Regions from separate parts of the Mus musculus genome. Here region 1 is linked to region 2. The links are chromatin loops, found by intact Hi-C in ENCODE. Cell type or tissue: heart. All regions are shown on one strand.

What was found. Peaks named below come from ENCODE experiments on the same cell type or tissue, not always from the same donor. Only the 100,000 strongest peaks of a DNase experiment are listed, where the experiment ranks them.
Region 1: it touches region 2 in a loop (2.9-fold over the local background); 1 of 42 quality-filtered maps calls a loop at or near these places.

What each region holds. Positions count from the first base shown.
Region 1 is chr8:68,834,385-68,842,384 of GRCm38, reverse strand. No RefSeq gene overlaps it. Among named protein-coding and RNA genes, the nearest start is that of Gm51577, 16 kb to the left of the region's middle. In heart, CTCF peaks have their summits at 797 and 4,593 (motif pointing left); a DNase peak (open chromatin) is centred at 4,494.
Region 2 is chr8:69,084,720-69,092,719 of GRCm38, reverse strand. It overlaps Slc18a1 (solute carrier family 18 (vesicular monoamine), member 1), which reads left to right and starts at 3,498. Exons shown (of 17, transcript NM_153054.2): 1 at 3,498-3,739. It overlaps Atp6v1b2 (ATPase, H+ transporting, lysosomal V1 subunit B2), which reads right to left and starts at 3,984. Exons shown (of 14, transcript NM_007509.3): 1 at 3,792-3,984. The coding sequence starts at 3,927. In heart, no CTCF peak of the experiment used is centred here; a DNase peak (open chromatin) is centred at 4,029; H3K4me3 peaks cover 1,933 bases; H3K27ac peaks cover 1,297 bases.

The sequences.
Region 1 (8,000 bases), 250 kb after region 2:
GTTTTATCTACCCTGTTGCTGTCATTGTCATCCTACAATGACATCAGAACCCACCTTCTTCAGCCTCCCAATGTGGTAAAGGAACCTTCCAGCCCTTTGATGGCAAATAGGACTGCTCAGGCATGCAGCACCATGGACTGAGCACCTACCATACTCTGGCCGTATTGTATGAGCTAATCTAATATATTCTCTTTTAATATACATTCTTCCCGGGGGTTCCATCCCCTAGAGAACCTTGAGAAATACCAAGACTGTTCTTGAACCTTCGTCTGAGAGTATCCAAAGTGGGATAGAGTAGGCTCTGTGGCAGAGGGCAGAAAGATATAATAAGCCCTCTGATGTGAAAGGCAAGTGCTACAAAATGAATCTGAGTTTACACAGGGAATTCTAGAAAGCTGTGAAAGCAAAAGAAAGTCAAGGTAGCATGAATGAGTATTTGCGATAAAGGGTAGTGATTGCAAATAAACAGCAATCTGCGAGTGTCAGACATGAGGCTTCGGGAGGAAACAGTGTCTCCGTGGGCCTGGTACTGCCCAGCAGAGTGGGAGTAACAGCTGAAATCTCACAGCTCCCTGCAGCCTCTTTCTGGCCCTCCCAGCGCTGCTGCCCTGCAGGCAGAACAGTGTTAAATCTCAGCAGATTTCTGAATTCTACCCACAGCTTGAGCCTACATCCCAAACAAACCCACAAAGGCCACTTGGAGCCTCTCAGTTCATTCTAACCCCCTGAGCAGGAGGCGCTTAGACCAAGCCAGTAGTGTCAGTGCTGCCATCCATCGGCAAAACAAAAGCACCCATAGCTCAGTGCTGGTAGGGAATCCGCTACGAAGTTATCTGGAAAAGGCTAAGACAACCTGACGTTTTCATGCTTGGGATTTCTCAGGTTGGTTTTAGAAGTATTCTTACTTTTCCTGGCTTGGGTATATATGTACGCATATCCTCTCTGTGTTGAATAAGCAATTTAGAAAGAGCCTAAATTCACAACAAGGAAAAATAAGAATGGGACAGACACAAAAGATGGAAGAGAGGAGAACTGATCCCTGATCCCAGTCTACATTTACCTTAGCATCTAAGCAGGGCAACTTCTTAAGTCAAACCCTACCATAGCTTTTTACGTTTTAACATCTCTGAACTTGAATGCTTCTTACATTGCTGGGGAACATTTGTGACATATTCAGTTTTGCCTAGACATGTAACTCGTTTCAAAGCTACCAGCATCAGTGTAACGCACACAGGCTCCTGGAATAAGCCTCACTTCTGCCTGCCCCCTGCCGTTTTCTCCTGCATCTTGTCATCTTTCTCAAGGCTCAGAGGTCTTGTCAGAAGCTGTAGGTTTCGCTGGGCATGAGAGCATTTGTACCACTAAGTCAGTTTGCCCGGACTGTACTTTCCTCCAACTTAAGTAAGGTTATCATTCTCTTCCTACTAAAATCTCAGCTGCTGTATGTTCTTTTTTTATTTTATTTATTTTTTTATTTTTGTTTTTTCGAGACAGGGTTTCTCTGTATAGCCCTGGCTGTCCTGGAGCTCACTTTGTAGACCAGGCTGGCCTCAAACTCAGAAATCTGCCTGCCTCTGCCTCCTGAATGTTGGGATTAAAGGCGTGCGCCACCATGCCTGGCTCTGAATTATGTTCTTAAATACGTACATAAATAAAATAGCTTCCATTCCTTAGGAATCTGAATTTACTCACAGTATCTGTGTTTTCCTCATTGGTTTGCTTATTGATTAATCAACTGATCAATTGATTTATCTCCCCTCCCCAGATTATAAGGTTCTGTCTGACTCCAGACACACTCATAGTAGATGCTTAGTGAGTGTGTTGAAAGAATGATTATACGACAACTGAACTTTAATCCTGTAATACACAACATTGGTATTACCAAGTCAAGTTTTACCCAAAATATTTCATTTTGTTGAGTGAAAAACAAGAAAGAGTAAGCACTTGCTGGATGGGCCTGCCTGGCATAGGGTGCCATGCTAGATCTCAGTGCTGGACCCTATCCCCAGTTCCAGTTCCAGTTTTTAAGACTCTATATCGGTTTGTAAGCCCCTCCCTGCTTCATGAATCAAGAATAGAAATGAGCAAAGTGTGTGTGTGTGTGTGTGTGTGTGTATGTGTGTGTGTGTGTGTGTGTGAGAGAGAGAGAGAGAGAGAGAGAGAACGAGAACACCTATGTACAATAGTACATGTCTTAAAGTCAGCACAACCAGCAGGAGTTGTTTCTGTCCTTTCACCATGGGTTCCAGGGATCAGAATCAAGCTATCAGGCATGTGCAGAAAGCACTTTTAGCTTCTGAGCCCCCACACCAGTCCACCACATATTTTGTTTTGTTTCTTAGCATGAATAAATACATCTTTGCCGAGGGAATGACTTAATCATCCCACCAAGCACAACAGGAGAAAGGGTGTAATTCCAAACGATCGATCGTATGGACGAATCCCCTTGGGATGCAGATTCCAGTCAATGGCAGGGTAAAGGTTTAAGAAGCTATTAATCTCTCATGTTATGGATCCCTCGGATGTTCTGCCATTGGTACAAACAATGCCCTTAAATTTACCTATCGTAACCTGTCAATCACTGAGAAGTGGCTTATCAGTGCCCCTTTCTTTCCTGGCACTCTTCATTGAGAGCCTGCTTAGCAGAACTATAAGAGCAGTTACCTGACAGACAGCCAAGGAAGCCCATTTAGCCCTGGAGCGCCCAATATGGCTACTATGGTATCTCTTTTACAGATAAAAACTGAGCTTGAAGTGAAGTTTTCTGGAGCTATGTGAACAGCAGGTGATCCTTGTCTTACAAGTCTCTACTCTTTCATATTCAAATCCCAGATGGTACCTTTCAGCAGGGCCTCATTATTTACACATCTTACTTAAAATGAGAACAAGACAGACTTCTGTCACCAAGTAATGCCAAATTGCTTAAAATCAGAAAATAGAAGATCAGCTTCAGTTTCTTTTGCTTTCTCTACTCATCAAGTGACTGGTGTGCACACTGTCTTGACGTTCGCTCATCTAGCTCTTTGCTCTTTTCAGTATTCTGCTGTATATTCTCTCTGTGGGAGGTGAAATGTTGCCACTAAGTCCCCAGAAAGTGCCAAATGATGATAAAGAGAGTGAGTGCATACTCTAGTTTCGAGGGTTCATCAACAGAAAGGCATACAGGAATCATCACCCAGTTCCTCATCCATAGAACACAACTAAGACACAGCTCACATAGAGAAAGAAATGCACTGTAGAAAAAGTCAGCAGAGGAGTTCCAGCAGAGATAGACCATATGGAGAAAAGAGTTTGCTAATTGGAGTCAGGAGTAGGTGAGAGAAAGACAGTGACATGAGTTGGTGCATGGGAGGTAATGGGAAGTTGTCAGGGGTAGGTGGGAAGATATGTTGGTGGGCTACTGAAACACAGAGATGCTAAGGCTGGAAGAGTACTTGAGGGTGGCAGGGAAAGAGAGAGAGAGAGAGAGAGAGAGAGAGAGAGAGAGAGAGAGAGAGAGAGAGAGAGAGAGAACACCACTGTGGGTGAATAGCTTTTAGGATGTGCACAAACGCATCCCTTGCATTGCTGCAAGATCCATACTCAAAGAAAGAAAGGGCTGAGGAGATGGTTCAGTTGATACCTGAGGTTGATCCCCAGTGCCCACCAAAAAAACCAGGTGTGCCTGCGACCCCAGTGCACAAAAGACAGAGACAAGGCGATCCCCAGGGCGTGCGGTCCAGCCAGTGCAGTCAAATCAGCAAGCTCTAGGTTCATGAGAGACGGTTGTCTCAACAATAAAAATAGGATGGAGTTAGATTGAGGAAAACACCTAATATCAATCTTAGGCTTCCACATGCCTGTGCACATACACACAAATACTATGTGCACACACATGCAAGTAACACACATGTAGGTGGTCCCATCATGTAAAACGAGTGTAAATGGGGTCAGAGACAAACCTCCTTAGATCTTGTCTCCTCTTTAGAATCAGTGTTTACTCTGTCCACTTAACCGGTATCTTTGTGTTTTCAAAGTGTTGTGCCTTACACAAACTCTCAGAAGTCAGTAAAGGAATGAGTGGGCTCTGCAGCAACGCGCTGCTCCGCCCTGCAGGCAGGGATTGCTGGGAAAGAGAAGAGCTTAATGAATTCACATCTGCTTTTCAAAACAAACTTCCAAGAGAAATGGACCATATCAGAGAATTTGATGATTTCAGCTTAGTGTGGTCAGTGTGGAACTACTTGTGGTTATACTCTCCACAAACAAACAATTTTTTTCGCTAAAGATCAATCCACTTGAGCTTCTGGTTTTTTGTTTTCGTTTTGTTTGTGATTTTTTTTATTAGATATTTTCTTTATTTACATTTCAAATGTTATCCCCTTTCCTAGTTTTCCCTCTGAAAATCCCCTATCCCTCCCTCTCCCCTCCCCCTGCTCTCTAACCCCACCCACTGGCATCCCCCTATCCTGGGGCATAGAACCTTCACAGGACCTAGGGCCTCTCCTCCCATTGGTGAGTTTCTGGTTCCTTAGAAGAAAAAAACACTATACATGGACCCCTAGTGGCCGAGAAGAGGCAGGCTGTTCCTGCTGAGAAAAGGAGAGCGCCACCTGCTGACAATTGATCATGGAACTTGCTGAAGTTTTCCTTCAAAAAGCAAGTAACGAGTTTTTAAAAAATAATTTTCACTTAAATTTAAAACTAAAACATTAGTGTGTTTAAAACCAGAGAAGAGCCAGTGATGCATAGTAACAGCAGTCTGCGCTTCTCCTCTTCCCCACAACTCTTGTTTCCATCAGTAAATCGTTTTTGTGTGCCATTTGGAAAGGGCTTACCCTGCTTTCGATCAATCACTGGTAGGGCTTTTCACTACAGAACTCCTCAGGATGAATAAAATGTCTTTTCTCTTGGCTACTCAAGGTCCCCAGAGACAAACTCATCACTCTGACATGTGGCAGGCAGCTGTCCCTCCTAGATCAGGATTTTAAAGGAAGTTTGGAATGTTCCAATGTAATCTTTTTTAAAAATTACTGTTTATATCCGCACTCCAAGCAATGGGTTTCAAGACGGCCTCTTTGTGAATGTGTGTTTCGTCACTCCTCTCTCCTGATGTCCCCCTCACCACCCATCCCCAGAGCCAGGCTCCTTTCTTCTCCCCGTTGGTCTCAGCCGAGTTTGTTTTACATGTCTATCACTTCCCACCCTCCTCAAACACACATAGATGGTTACATGCATGCACACATAAGATAGACTTCTACACTTAGGTTCTGCGTAGGAAAGAACAGATGCTGTTTGTCTCCCTTTTCCTGCAAAGGTCATGATATCCTTTTTCTTTAGAGTTGCATAAAATTCCATTGTGTGTCTCTACCACATCTTCTACAGCAACCACACTGTCATCCAGACCAAAGCAGAAAAGGCGTACAACAAATTCAATCTCCCTTCATGAGAAAGTCCTCAGGAAACTAGCAACAGTGTGCCCATAACTCAGCACAATAAAGGATCTATACAGCATGTGATGGTTTGTATATGCTCCGCCCAGGGAGTGGCACTAGTAGGAGGTATGGCCCCGTTGGAGTAGGTGTGTCACTGTGGGTGTGGGCTTTAAAACCCCATCCTAGCTGCCTGGAAGCTTGTATTTTGATAGCAGCTTTCAGATGAAGATGAAGAACTCTCAGCTCTGCCTGCATCATGCCTGCCTTGGACGCTACCATACTCCCACCTTGATGATAATGGACTGAACCTGTGAACCTGTAAGCCAGCCCCAATTAAATGTTGTCATTTATAAGAGTTTCATTGGTCATGGTGTCTGTTCACAGCAGTAAAACCCTAACTAAGACAAAGCATAACATCTATAGCTGACAAAAAAAAAAAACAAAAAACCCTGAGAGCTTTTCTTCTAAAATCTAGAACAATGCAATGGCTCTCACCCTCTCTGCTCTTATTCAACATAATGCTCAAAGCCTCCCCTAGAATAAAAGGAAGGAAAAAAAGATTAAAAATAGGAAGGAAAGAAATCAAATTATCCTTCTTTGCAGATGACATGACTCCATGGTTAAAAGTTTAAATACTCTTCTGTCAGAAGATTCTTAACTCTCATAAATGCTCTCATCTTCAAACCAGTAGAACACAAAATCAATACATAAAAACCACCAAGTAACTTTTCTGTACAGCAATAATGAACTCTGAGATAAAAACAATCAGGGGAAAATTCCCTTTTTTAGAAGCTTCAAGGAAATAATAGAGTACGTAGGAACAACCCTCTATGATGAAAACTTCATAACACTGAAGAAACTGAAGACTTCAGGAGATGGAGAATGGCATTCCAGGCTCATGGACAAAGATATTCAATGTTGTGGAAATGGCTATATTACTGAAAGCAGTCAATGCAATCACCATTAAAATTCTAACAACATTCTTCTCAGACCTAGGGAAATCATCCTATAACTCACAGGGAAGCATGGAAGTTCTGAATCCCAGAGCATCCTTACAGAGGGAGGAGAGTTACAGGCACTACAAACCTGCTCTCAGGTTTATCATGGAGCCGAAGCAGCATAAACAGTACAGTACTGGCACCAAAACGGACCCATAGACAAATGGAGTTGACTCAAGACCCCTGAAACAACTACACAGTTACAGCCACCTAGTTTCTGATAAAGACTTCAGGTATGTGTTATCCCTGGCTGCCTGCTCCCTCCCTCTCTCCTTCCTAGTCTGGCCTGAGTGGCCTGTCCTCTATTCCTTCCTCAAGACACACTGGGTCCTCTGAACTCATGTGCCACAGTCAATCTTTCTTTCCTTAGGTTGCTCCTGCCAGACTTTCTGCCACAGTGACATAACACATGGGTCAAGAACAATGTGTGACTCAGTAATCATGCTCACTGGCAAAAACCAGTTGTGTTAATTTCTTGGCCACACTTTAGTTAGTGTCCCTTGGGCCCTGATGTCTCCATTAGGCCTCTGACTTAGTCTGCTGAGTTCAGCTTCATTAAATGAGTTAATTTCATTAAACCAGTTTTTTTTGTTTGTTTGTTTTTTGTTTTGTTTTTGTTTTTTTTTTCAGACAGGGTTTCTCTGTGTATCCTCGGCAGTCCTGGAACTCACTCTGTAGACCAGGCTGGCCTCGAACTCAGAAATCCGCCTGCCTCTGCCTCCCAAGTGCTGGGATTAAAGGTGTACACCACCATGCCTGGCACTAAACCAGTTTTTAAGATCTATCCACCACCCCCTTGTCTCTAGTTAAACTCCCTCACCATGGTTAATATGCAGTTTCCTCTACTCTACCTCAGACCCTCAGGCCCAGCCCAATGAACCTCTTAATTCATAGCTTCCTCATCTGTGCACTGGTTACAGCTCTCCACTTGAATTCAGTCTCTCCGATACCGCAATAGTCTTGAACAAAACCTGTCTTGCTATTTTTAACAAGGACTGAGAAATATTCTTCCCAGAAAAGCTCCCCGGGGATGATTTCTTTGGTAAAGCTCAGTAGCCCTCAAAAAATGATGAATAGAAATAGAGTTTTAAAGCAGAATAGACCAAATGCCTAAAGGTAATTGCTTCTTTTTGTTTGAAATGAACTATACTGTACCATGTAGGAAATGAGCAAACTCTGAGTATAGAGACCTATGAATCTTGAGATGAGAATAAATCTTCTTGCAGTTAAACAAAGAAGAATAATGTACGTGAGAATTTACATATTGTCTGAGGCACCTTTGCACTCTAATGGCAGAGTTGAACAAATGCTGAAACGATGGCCCCAGAAGCCAGATTTATATATAATATACAGTTCCTTTGTATAAGAAACACTTTCAAATATATAGTATGAATGGTGCTACAGGACAAAGTGCAGACCAAGAGATCAGTTGGATCCATTCTCTATGTTAGCAATGAGCACTGTGGCTAGCTTTGGAGATAACTGATAGGACATGGGTCTCAGAGGAGCCACTTTGTGACCTGAACATTGAGTTGGGTTTAACTTGGGTTAAATTTGAAAATCTACTGTGTCATGGACATATGCTGTA
Region 2 (8,000 bases):
CAGCACTTACAGCTGTTAAAAAATAGTAGCCCAAACTCAGTCTGGGCGGCTGCTGACCCACTGCAGTTACTGATCAATCAGCAGGGACTATCTGGCAGAGAGGATGCAGTTTTCCCTCACTGGCAATCTGAAGAACACAGGGGACCTAGTATGGTACAGATGAGAGATCATCAGTTTAATTTAAACAGACACACTGGGACCAAGCTAATGGATCTCATATCTGAACTAAGTGAAAATACTACCAACCCTTTTAGGAGAATGAGGCACATTTTTCCTGCGCATTTTCAGATTATTTGATTTTATGTTTCCAAAATACTGTGAGGATCTTCTTACTACTAACTTTCACACACCAAAGGTGTGAGAAATGTTACTAATGGAGGACCTTCTGTTTGTCTCACTAAAGTTTTGTGCTCTTTCCTTTAATTACATAGTTGCTACTATATGGTCCTGAAACACTTCTAACTGGTAACAGTGTAACTTAAAATACCTAGATCACACAGTTCCTAGCATTTGTACTAGAAATTAATGCAAAAGACTGTGAATAAGAAGGTCAGCCCTTTCCATGTCAATGAAAGTTCTCAAAATGAAAACCTAGCAGGGAAAACATCACACACCACCTTTTAACTCTCAACTCTATCTGTTTATCCTTCCTTAAGATAACCACAGGTAGTTAGAAAGAGATACCAGTTCAGAGTATGGCATCCAAAAACATCCATCAAACAGCAAAGCCACTGACAAATTATTACCCTTATGGCAACGGCAGACACTTGCTTACATTACACAAACAATTTATGGAGTAGCACTTAGAAACCATGATTTACTTAGAAGCTGAAAAACAGGATAGCTACAATACTGCATAGCAAGTTCCAATCCTGCCAGGGATACTGAGTAAAACAAACAAGCTGGGCATGAGAGTAATGACTTTAAACCCAGCACTCTGGAGGCAGAGGCAGAGGCAGGCAGGGCTCTGTGAGTTCCAGGCCTGCCAGGGCTATATAGCCGTTCTCAAATACACAAAACAAAACAAAAAACAACTTGCTCAATAATAAAAAAAAAAAACAAAAACACCCAAAAACAAAACCCCAGGAATTACGGAGATTTTAAAGAGCACTAGGCAGTGGTGGTGCACACCTTTGTACCCAGCGCTTGGAAGGCACAGGCAGGCAGATTGAGGCCAGCATGGTCTACAGAGTGAGCTGCAAGACAGCCAGAGCTACACAGAGAAACCTGTCTCAAATCATATTCATTCATATAGATGTATGTGTATATATATATATATACACACACACACATACACGCACATAGATATATGTACATATACAAATACATACACATACACATATATGTGTATGTGTATGTATATGTATATGTAGGGGGGGATGGAGTCTGTGAGCACACATAATCTATCAGATGATTAGTTCTTCCTTCTGCAGGGAAAGAGGTTGTTCAACACTAACACCATTAAGGATTGCGACATTGTTAAAGCAAAAACCATTGCACAATAAACCCTAGCTCTTTAGGCACCACCTTCATAGCAAAACAAATGCTAAGAAAGCCATTCCTTCAATTGTGCAAGACCAGAGAACTAACCTGAACATGCTCTAGAAGTAAAGCAAGGAAAGTCACTTGTGGTTTTTGCTAGGGATCTGCTTTGTGACATAAGAAACTTAAGGTTAGCTTGGCTGGGTCAAGAAAAGTGAACCCAACCAAGCTCATAGTATTTTGCTCTAATAGCTTTGAAGATATTGTTGATCTTCCTTAACGTTTAAAAGGGCAAAGTTTTTTTTTTACCTTGTGATGTCAGAAAGTCAAATGATGTGCTCCAGATTAGTTACTAATTTCCAGCCTGAATATTTTACTTTCCGTTTCTTTTTAACAGCCTGAGTAATTTCTTATATTATGTACATATAATATCTAGAATTTTTAATAATCCTGAAGTTGTTTTAAAACAGGATCTGATTTTCACAGGGCAACTGCCAAAATTACTCCAAAGAGTGTGTATCAATTAATTATAATTATTTTGATAGTATCATCAAACTTTAATAATAAAAAATTGAGTTAATATTTAAATTTGACTAAAAATGTGGCAAAAATAGTAAAAGATGATATTTAAATGCAGTATACCAACTCCCTTTTAAAAACCCTATCCATATTAAAAAAAAAATACACGCTTAACTATTAGGACAAATTGAATTCCAAGTTATAGGATTTACAGAGCACTTCCTAAGTCAGACACTGTGAACTTGGGGATACAAAGATGCAACTTTTAGAGACAGCTTAGTCAGCAGAATCCTCCTATGAACAAACTCTTCAAATATTGGCCAAGCACATGGATATGGTGGAGAAACACTACTCATCCCTGAAGGGCTTAAGACCTTCGCCATGGAGTAGTCGACACTCCCTGAATTGGCTCTGAATGACTTGTTATATGGAAAGAGACTACTATAACCTTGTAACATTTTTCCCTTAGAAGCCACACCAGTGTCTATGTGCTCTGCTCAGAGCAAAGCATACATATCAAATGCAATTCTAGAGATTCTGTAATTCTCAGGTATAAATCTGTCAGTTTTCCCGACGTTTCCTTGGGCTCACATGAACCCCTAACAGGCATTCTCTAATTTTAACAATTATTCTAAAAAAATGCTTAAAAGGCACACCTCAGCAATCCACTCTCCAATGTGTGTGTGTGTGTGTTTTTTTTTTCCCTTCCCCTCGCTGCAGTGTTATCACATGACCCACTGACAGCTCAGGACAGGATTAGTCAGGCTGGAGGGCGCCTAGCTAAAACCCTTCAGCTGAAACGCTTTTAACCAATGAGCCACCCACAGAGCCAAGCTGCCAATTAACCTGTGCAAATGGAACCTTATTTTCAGGAAAACAACAGATACTTAAAAAAGAGGAAAAAAAAAAGTCTTCTTTCAAAGCTCTCTGCCTGGCTTTAAGGGAGCCGTGAAGAGGTTTGATTCTATACAACCGAAAGCTTCAGCCAACAAGAGCCATTTGGGAATGACTGGCTTGTCTAAACATGGCTTATTGAGGTCTTTTATGATCACTACACTTAAGCCTATGAACATAACAGTGGAAAGCAACCTTCCATTTAACTGCGTTTGGTTAGCTGGTCAGTAAACGAATAAACAACAGAAGACCAAGCAAAGGATTAAGAAACTCGATTTTTGGTTCCTCTTTTCCCAATAATTAGATGTCTGAAGCCAGGCATGGCTTCTCCTTTCCAGAACCTTAGGCGTCTCGCCTGTAAAACGAGAGGGTGGGACTGCACGACTAGGGTATTTTTCAGCTCTAAGGTTCTCCGGTATCTAGGTGTCCTCCAGTGAAGCGGTTCCCTACAGAATAAGCCACATCTCCCTCTAGCCGCGGGGCCTGCCCACATCAGCGATGACATTACACCTTCTGCACGGTCCACCTGCCCAGAGGTCCACGGGGCAAAGGGGGACGGAGTAGGCGTTCCCTCGACCCGAAGACATTTAAATGAGGCCAGGAGCAGATGAAGACAGTGACAAGAAGTGGCCCTCAGAGACAGACCAGTGTCTGACAATACCCAGAGAACTCGGAGCGGGTAGGGCAATCATCAGGAGCCCACTTAGCCCATGGGAAGGTTCCAGTCGGTGCTCTCACGCTCGGCCCACCGAAGTCACGGAAAAGCTCACGCAAAGCTGGAGAGGTGCTTGTGAACTGAGCGATGGGGGAAATGAATCCCATTCCCTCCCCGCTGGCTGAACAGGTGAGAGCACAAGCCAAGGGCTTGGTGGACACGCTCACTTTCCCGTACTCACTGAGACGAGGCTGGGATAGGTAGTTCCGGCTCACCGCCAGCGCCTGCTCCCGAGCTCCGGCCATCGGCCCACCGGTGGGCACGGGCAGTTCGGGTGCGGCCCCGTTCACGATTCCCCGCATCGCTCGCAACGCCATCTTGTCTCCTCCGTCCCGACTGGCCCCGCAGCAGCGCGGCGCAGGCGCACATATAGCAGGGAGGCCCGTGCGGCCGGCCCCACCCATGCGCGCTTCGAAGCTGCGGCAGAGGCCCCGCCCTCTCGGCGGCGCCCCGCCCCCAGACTCGTGACTGGAGCTCTGCGGGGGCGGTGCAGGGTGCGCGCGCATGCTAGGCGCATAGGGAGCTGACCAGAGTGCTGGGAGCGCGGATCTGAGGCTGGGAGCGGGAAAAGAGAAGCGAAAGGGGCCAGAGGGCAAAATTGACACAAGAGAGAGGATTCACGAGAAAAAGAAAGATTCATTGGAATGTAGGGAAGGAAGAGATAGGAAAACGTGCATAAGAAAATACAGACAACTGAGGTTCATAATCAAGCTGTGGAAAACACCTTGGAAAGCAGAAGATAGAAAACCTAGTCCCATGATTGGTAACTTTGTGTCGAAATTTATTTCAGTTTATCCTACTACCAAGTTCTTTTTTTTTCGTGGATCTTTTCGAACAGACTTGGCTTTCTTGCATATCCGAAGAGTATATGGTGTGGAAGACCACCTTAGGAACAGATTGGAAAACCAGTTAAGAGGTTAGAACGCACAAAGGGTTCTAGTTTCTTTTCTTTGGCTGTGATAAAATTAGCTAGCGGTTGGCTTGGTGTGATGGCGCAAGCCTTTAAACGCAGCACTCAGGAGGCAGAGGCAGGAAGGTCTGAGTTCCAGGGCAGCCAGAGCTACATAGTGAAACTATGTTTCAAAACAAAAAAAACAAAAAGAAAAACCAGCCTGTGAGAAACGAACAACACAGTAAATTGATTGTTGTTCTCTTTACAATATAAGAACAGAAGAGGAAAACAAGAACTTTGCTATGACGGAGCAACATACTGAAAAACTTCTTTGTGTTAGTTCCCCATAGATTTGTTGATAAATACACAAGAGGATGTCTAGACTGGCCTTCGGTAAGGTTTATAACTTATCAGTTTGGGAAGCATGGATCTTTGCCTCATTCACAAAATTACTATGTTGTTGTTTTGTTTTTAAAGATTTATTTATTTGTATGTATGTGAGCACACTGTTACTGTCTTTAGACACACCAGAAGAGGACTTCGGATCCCATCATGATGGTTGTGAGCCACATGTGGGTTCTGGGATTTGAACTCAGGAAGATCAGCCAGTGCTCTTAACCGCTGAGCCACCTCTCCAGCCCAATTACTATGTTGTTATAAAATTCCCTTTGGGCTATATATGTGAGGTATGTATGGAATATAAATGAGTTTTATCTATAGACTTACAGCCTATATACAAGACATATTATGTAAATATTTCACAATTAAAAAAAAAAGAAATTTGAGAGGCTGGAGAAATGGCTCAGTGGTTAAGAGCACTGACTGCTCTTCCAGAGGTCCTGAGTTCAGTTCCCAGCAACCACATGGTGGCTCACTGATGATAAGTTATAAACCTTACTGAAAGCCAGTCTAATGGGGTCAGATGCACTCTTCTGGTGTGTCTGAAGACAGCTACAGTGTACTCATATACATAAAATAAATAAATCTTTTAAAAATCTTTTTAAAAAAAGGCAAAATAAGAAATTTGAGATCTAAAGCATTCCTGCTCCCAAGCATTTCAACTAAAAGTCAGTCAGCTGATGTTACAAATGAAGTAAATGTAGCCAGGTTACCTAAGTCTACTTTGAGTGCATCTCAGGTCCCTATGTAACAATCCTTCAATCCTCGATAAAATTGCTGGAAGTATTAAAAGAGGTAATTGAATGTAAACAGAGAGTTCTATATAGTTCTTTTTTAAAAAGTGAATCCTCTAAAGATTTATTTATTTATTTTAATTATATGAGCATACGGTCACTGTCTTCAGACATATCAGAAGAGGGCATCAGATCCCATTACAGATGGATGTGAGCCACCATCCACCATGTGGTTGCTGGGAACCTTTGAAAGAGCAGTCAGTGCCTTTTTTTTTTTTTTTTTTTTTTTAGATTTATTTATTATTAAACACAAGTACACTGTAGCTGACTTCAGGTGCACCAGAAGAGGGCGTCAGATCTCATTACGGGTTGTTGTGAGCCACCATGTGGTTGCTGGGATTTGAACTCAAGACCTTCGGAAGAGCAGTCAGTGCTCTTACCCACTGAGCCATCTCTCCAGCCCAGTCATGTAGTTCTTTTAAACTTTTTATGGTTTGGAATTTTTTTGCATGTGTATAATACATTTTGATCAAATCTACTCCCCAATTCTCTTTCCTCCAATTCTTACTCCATCTCCTGCCATTCTATGCCTCCCAAGTTCATGTCCTTTTTAAGTCTACCGAGTCAACTTTGTGCTGCTTGTATGTGCCTGGGTATAGGACCATCTGCACAGGTGACTTCTTTTACTTCCTTTACACCTCAGGACTGCGAGGGTAGCTGGCCCAGGCATAGAGAATGTGGCCTGAGCAGGAAACTTGGAGTCAGCAAGCCTGGCTTCAGTGTCTGTTTGAGTACACAATGTGACCTTGGGACAGCCATTAGTTCCTTCTGTCTCTCACTTGCCATCTGTGAACGGGAAATAGTTTATGTAATATAGCTTTTAAGAATGTAGTTAGTTAGTTTTTTTGAAACACTTTTTTGTAGACCCAGCTTGCCTCAACTTTCCTCTGGAGCTATAGAGGGAGCTTGGCCTTGAACTCTTGATCCACCTGTCTCCAATGCCCAAAGCTGGTATTATGAGCATGGTCCTCTAGGCCTGCTCTTCTTAAGGATTTAAAATGAAGAAAAAGGCTAGTAGCACCAGAAACTCTGGTACAAATGTGAAATTGTATTTCATTGCAAATATTTATTGAGGAAGAAAAATTAAGGAAGGGAAGGCAGGAAGAGCTCATGCCAGTGACTAAAGTTTCCCCATAGAATGTGAATCTTTCTTTATTGAATGGAAAATACCACTCAGGTGTAAAATACTGAGTTTCCTTATGTGAGTGTCCTTTTTAGAGGACTAATTTATAATTGTTAGATTTTTAGAAAGGAGAAATACAAGATATTTCTCTCCAATTTGCAGTTGGTGAAACAGAAGTCTCAGAAAGTAAAGTGATTTCCCTGTGCTTTGAGCTTCTTAGACTGTAAGCAATGCCTGTTGACTCCATAACTTCCATGCACACATGTTTTGCCTAGCTCTTCTGTATAAATTCAGATCAATCTACAAAGACCCCAGATACAAATTATCAACGAGGAATTTTGGAACATCAAATTAGTTCTAAGATGAGTGAGTGCATCTGATCCAAAGAGAGAGTACAAGCCCAGGCTCTCACCTAGAATCTGCTAAAACGCCCTTCTCTGATAGCAATAAGCTGTTATTACAGCATCTGGGGTTTTCAGGCAAAGCTCCAGAGACATTCTAATTTGGATCATCTCTGCCTTTCCATCATGGTCATGATCTGCATTGTCTCTAAGTCTGAATCTCAGAACTATGAAAGTTTTTTTTTCCCCCTTAGCTTACTTGCAATGCAGTCAGAGAATCAAAAGCATTCAAATGATGCCTTCTGAAAGCAAATGGTAATGAACTCAAAATAGTGTGTTCACTGGAGAAACTCCAGAGAACTGAAGGACACATTCATTATTGCTCTGAGCCATAAATACATTATACCAGGCTAGATGGAACATAAATACATTATGCCAGGCTCACCATTAACCAGTCTTATGTCTGTGTGCCCATGCCATATCTCTAAAGCAAAAATAGCATTATTTCAGTACAATATGTATAAGGAACACAAGGCTAAATAATGGAGACAAGAAAAACATGTACGATCCTACAGAGATAGCACGTAAAACACTGTAAAATGAAATGCTAGGTTGCATACCTTTTTTTTTTTTTAAAGTCCCTATTGTTGAACAAGGCCCAAAGAGGGGAAATACTTGTTTCAGTTAGTATTTGGAGAAGAGGGTCTAGGGCTTAGTGGTAGATCCCTTGCTTAGCAGATAAAAACAAAACAAAACAAAATAAAACAAAACAAAACAAAAAACCAACCAAACAAAAAACAAACCAAAAACCTAAGTTCTATTTCCAGCACTTCGAACCACA